Regions from separate parts of the Homo sapiens genome. Here region 2 is linked to region 1. A link is a contact called in ENCODE Hi-C data. All regions are on one chromosome and are shown on one strand. The core of a region is the stretch at or near the end of the contact, and the rest is flanking DNA. Distances in the headings are between cores, read along the strand shown.

Region 1 (2,606 bases), core at 47-2,546:
TGTAGTCCCAGCTACTTGGGAGACTGAGCAGGAGAATCGCTTGAACCCAGGAGGCGGAGGTTGCAGTGAGCCGAGATCGCGCCATTGCCCTACAGCCTGGGTGGCAGAGGGACACTCCATCTCAAAAAAAAAAAAAAAGAAGTACCTCTGTAGAATGACACCCCAAGTAATCTGTTTACTTTGCATGCACATCTTCTCGAGCCCTGCCTTTCAATCTGAGCCACAGGCTCTTCAAAAATGTTCAATAATTATATTTAATATATTTTAAACAACCACAGTTTAAGAATTCTAATTTAAACAAAAAAAGTCACAGATACAACAAAATGTGTTATCAAGCACATTTAATTCACTGGCAACCACAAGACATTGATTGTGCCCCTAGGTTACGTAGAAGGCCGTAGAAATGAACTCGCCATCGCTGTGCGATTGAAGAGTTTAGCTTGATAGTGCAAGGCCGGTGGCTGAAAAAAATGCTACCGTTTGCCCTATTCCTTGTCAAGACTTTCTCAGTACTGACTCTTGAAATAAATTGACTTCTTGAAGCTAGCATAAGACTGCAAATGGCCATTGCAACTGCCATTTCAAATTTCTGAAGATGTATTAGAAACGAAGAACCCACTGCCGTCGGGGGAAAGAGGACCTGGGCAGATAGAAGGAAAGAATGGAAGACATTTTTTCTCCCTTGGAAAGGCTTTCGCCATATAACTACTGCACATTTTAATATATTGACAACACTGGACATTTTTCCAAAAGTAAGTAAAAACCTTCATTGTTCAACTTTATAATAAGCCAATGATTACTTGTGGATTCATTATGATAATAAAGCACTTCTATGGGGATTTTCTTTTTTTTATGATAGGTTTTGCTTTAGAAAACAATTGAAAGCCACTTTTCTGGGAAAAAAAACAAAAAACAAAAAAAAACGCTGTTTGCGGCAGCCCCAATTCCCTAAGCATTATCTGGTGGGAGATGTGTTGCAGCGAGACCTCCCACCAGTAGGTGGCACTGCGCGCAATGCTCGCACCTCCCCTCAACACCCTTTCTCTCAGCAATGGCGGGTGATGGTGGGGGTCCTCTCTTTGCAGGGCTGGCCATTCTAATGCCTGACCTCAGGTGCAGACCAGTGTTCCGTTGCGCGGGACTCCTGACCTCGAGGAGGTTTAGAGAAAACAATGGTGTTCTCTGTGTACCCTTCCGCGAGGGCTGGGGAGTATACCGCCGCGCAGAAGACGCAGGCCAGGGGAGAATTCGCGCCGGGCGGCAGGCGGGGTGGCGGGCAGCCCCTGGGCGGGCGGGGTCCTGGCGAGAAGCGAGCCGGCGGCCTGAGGAGGCGACTGACTGAGCAGCGCACCCGGGGAGCAAGGAGGCGCGGTGAACTGAGCGGCCCCTGAGCTGACAGATACACTGCGCAGCTGGAACGGCGAGCGAGCCGACGGGCGAGTGAGGGGCGCAGCCATGATCACCTCGGCCGGTGAGTGCGGCCCGTAGCCAGCGCCTGGAGGGAGGAGCCGCCGCCGCGCCGGCTTTTAGCTGAGTCAGGGCCGGTGACTGGGCGCCTCCCGGCGGAACGCCGGCCTGGGCAGCTTCTTGCTGCCCAGGGCCCACCCCCGGGCCGGGGGGCTGGGAGTCTGATCAGGTCACTGCGTGCTTCTCTGGCTTGAGGGAATCGAGCCGGGTCGACCGCCTCGGCATCCCTCCCCAATCACACCCCAGCGCCAGGACCCGAGGGGCTTCCTGGGCCTTCCCCTGACCCCAGAAGGGCTTACCTTTTTTCTGTGCCTCCCATTCTTGGCCGTGTGAGGTCGTCCAGCCCCAGTTCTTGCCCGCAGGGGGCCGGGGTGGGATGGGCCCCTGTGCCATTGAACAGTAAGGCAAACCCCCCTGATCGGGCAGCCTAACTGCTACAGAAGTGTTTCTGGACGTGGCCGAGCTCCATTCGCCTTAGAATGAAACCCGAAATTAGGTTTGAGGTGGGTCATTTCTGGGTCCGATCCAAGGGTGTTCATTCAAAACACCCAGAGAACTTTTGGGTTCGGCGAAGACCCTAAAGACGCCCTGGAGATACCTTTATACTGAGAGCCTACTTATACCCTTTCGAGGTTATGTGCTCAGTCTGTTGACTGTACATTCAAGAAAGAATGGATGGATCTGCGGAGCAGGTTTCATACGCGCAAACCATTGCATAGGTAGATTCACGTAGTGACATTTGCAATGGAGTAAGTTACAGAGATCAAGTTTCAATTGGAGACTTAAGCTCCCCGTTACAGATTGACTTGCATATAGCTGTCCAGAGCCTTGGTGCTTTTTTCCGTTGCCTATTTACATACCCTTTTCTCATTTTCTTACTCTGTGTTTGACCCACAAAGAAAGCATTTTATTGTAAACAAACTGGTGAGCAGAAGACAGTAATCTGAATGGTAAGGCGATCAAAACTTTATTTTTATGAGGATTGGTTAAGGAGATCGTTGGAGATACTGGGAGACGTAGTTACTTTCAAACATTTGAAGAGCTGTCACTTGTACCTGAAATAAGACTTTTTGTCCCCAAGAGATACAAGTGATCGCGAGATGAATTTTAGTTCAGTATCAGGAAGTTTTTCCAGTCAG
Region 2 (2,606 bases), core at 42-2,541, 900 kb after region 1:
AAAAAAAAAAAAAAAAGAGAAATATAGGCACAATTTAATGCATCTCTTTTCCTTTTTCAATATGGAGCATACGGTGGTTCAAGCATCTGTCCACATTGTATTCCCGAAGTTTGATCCCTACCCTGCCCTGCCCTCCCGTCTTTCCTTCCCTCTCTCTTTTTTTTTTTCTGGAGTGCAATGGTGCGATCTCGGCTCACTGCAACCTCCGCCTCCGGGGTTAAAGCGATTCACCAGCCTCAGCCTCCTGAGTAGCTGGGATTACAGGCATGTGCCACCACGTCTGGCTAATTTATTATTTTTAATAGGGACGGGGTTTCTCCATGTTGATCAGGCTGGTCTCGAACTCCCGACCTCAGGTGATCCGCCCGCCTCGGCCTCCCAAAGGGAAGTTTGATTTTTCTATGGTCACCAATGGACACTTGATCTCCATAGCTTGAGAATGGCGGCCATCCCCTCACTGGCATTCTTTCCTCTTGTGCTCTCCCGAACGTTCTGGCTGCTCTTTGGATTTCCTTTTCCTTTGCTCACATCTACAATATTGGTGTTTCCTAGGTCCCGTACTTAACGATTGTTTCCTCTCAACACGCTTCCCTGGGCGGGCTGAACTGTCGGGGGCTTTCTCGGCTGCGCTTCCTCTCTCACCTGAAACCCTCTTCCCAACCCTTTATACTAGGTCGACGTCTCCAACATCAGCTGCTCCCCACCCGTGTCTGGGTGGGCCCCTTGGGCAGGCTCCCCTAGTCTCCTTTCCTTCGATCATCCCCACGTGCAGGACGTCATCTGCTTGCTCTGCCATCAGCCTCACATCCTGAGGGCAGGGACCATGCGGGGGTTGTCCATCTCTGTATCCCCAGTGCCAGCACTGCACCTCGCCCCAAGCAGTTGTCCAATAAATGAGCAGTGAGTAAATGAAAGAATGAGCAAAGCCTTGTAACAGGAAAGGGGCCGGCGGCGTCTGCCGTGCAAGACCTGGCCCAGTGGAGCAGAGCCTGGAGGTTCAGGAGCCGGGTCTGGAAGGCTCCTTCCGGTGGAAGAGGGGCCCGGAGCCAGCCGGCGCCTGGCACAAGGCGTCTCAGAGGCCGCCCACTGGGAGCCAACCGTTGCAGCCAGTTGTCCCCGCGAGCGAGGCCGGAGAAGGCGCGGCGGCCCCTGGCCTGGCCATTTCGCCCTTGTCGCAGCTGAACCGCCGACTACGAGCTCCTGCACCGCGCACACACCCCGCGCGCTTCGCTCTCGGCCTCGCCCGGCCACCGTCGCTCTCTAGAACGCCGCGCCCGTGACCCGGAAGAGCATTCTCCTTAGCAACTGCGGGACTGCGGCGGCGCCGGCCTCCGGGGAGAAACGGTGAGGCCCTCACTCGCCTGCCCCCTGCACCGCCTAGTGCTGCACGACCCCCTCGGGACCGACCCGGGGTCTGGCCTCTGGGGGGCTCCGCGGCGCTTCGCCCGGCACCTGTGGTGGCGGCCCGGGACGAGCGTCTTCCGCCTCTGGCGTTGCTCCCCGGCCCACGCGTCTTCCCTGTCCCGCATCTCCCTCAATGTCCCCAGCTCCCCACTCTCCGCTCCTGACCGACCCGGCCTCCCAGGCCGCGCTTATAGCGCCGGGGCCCTTGTAGCCTAGGATGGCGTGAGGGGAGCGAGACCAGAATTAGAGCCTGTTGCTGTAGAGAGGACGCCTCCCGAGGCTCGGGTCACCTGTGGACGCGTTCTCTAGGGTCTTGATCGAGATGTTCAGGACTGGCAGGGATGGGGAGCCTCGGGAATCTTGAAGGGCAGCCGCTTAATTATAACATGTCCTTGACGTTTGCGCTTTCCACAGTGATACACTTTATCTCCTTTATTGATCATAGAGAGTTTTTTTTTTTAATAAACTTTTAGATATGGGGGATACGCATGCAGGTTAGTCACATGGGTATATTGCACCCAGGTATTGAGCATAGAACCCAGTAGGTAGTTTTTCAACCCACATCCCCCATCTCTCCCCTCCTTCCAGTAGTCTACAGTGTCTACCGTTACCTTTTTTTTTTTTTTTTGAGACGGAGTCTCATTCTGTCGCCCAGGCTGGAGTGCAGTGGCGCGATTCGGCTCACTGCAAGCTCCGCCTCCTGGGTTCATGCCATTCTTCTGCCTCAGCCTCCCGAGTAGCTGGGACTACAGGCGCCCGCCACCCCGCCCGGCTAATTTTTTTGTATTTTTAGTAGAGACGGGGTTTCACCATGTTAGTCAGGATGGTCTCGATCTCTTGACCTCGTGATCCGCCCGCCTTGGCCTCCCAAAGTGCTAGGATTACAGGCGTGAGCCACCGCACCCGGCCGACTGTTCCCATGTTTATGTCCATGTGCGCTCAATGTTTCTACTCCCACTTGTAAGTGTGCTCAATGTTTAGCTCCCACTTATAAGTGAGAACGTGTGGTGTTTAGTTTTCTGTTCTTGTGCTAATTCGTTTAGGATTATGGCCTCCAGCTCCATCTGTGCTGCTGTAAAGGACATGATATCTTCCTTTTTTGTGGCTGCATAGTATTCCATCCTGTACATCCACATTTTTTTTTTCCAGTCCACCATTGATGGTCACCTAGGTTGATTCCGTGTGTTTGCTATTGTGAATAG

Evidence for each region. Hi-C counts contacts between places; a loop is a spot of excess contacts on that map. Pooled maps may share reads with other maps.
Region 2: a loop to region 1 is called in a map of CD8-positive, alpha-beta T cell, with 4 times the contacts of the local background. The contact joins the promoter of DIS3L2 here to the promoter of PSMD1 in region 1. A Hi-C loop is called at or near these places in 2 of 168 maps with a recorded cell type or tissue (CD8-positive, alpha-beta T cell and naive thymus-derived CD4-positive, alpha-beta T cell) and 10 of 50 pooled maps.

The regions. Positions count from the first base shown.
Region 1 is chr2:231,055,571-231,058,176 of GRCh38, forward strand. It overlaps PSMD1 (proteasome 26S subunit, non-ATPase 1), which reads left to right and starts at 1,297. Exons shown (of 25, transcript NM_002807.4): 1 at 1,297-1,471. The coding sequence starts at 1,456. It overlaps LOC112268432 (a long non-coding RNA gene), which reads right to left and starts at 2,176. Exons shown (of 2, transcript XR_002959456.2): 1 at 1,767-2,176. RefSeq lists a silencer at 1,198-1,387.
Region 2 is chr2:231,960,422-231,963,027 of GRCh38, forward strand. It overlaps DIS3L2 (DIS3 like 3'-5' exoribonuclease 2), which reads left to right and starts at 1,292. Exons shown (of 21, transcript NM_152383.5): 1 at 1,292-1,344. RefSeq lists an enhancer at 1,170-1,259 and a silencer at 1,390-1,549.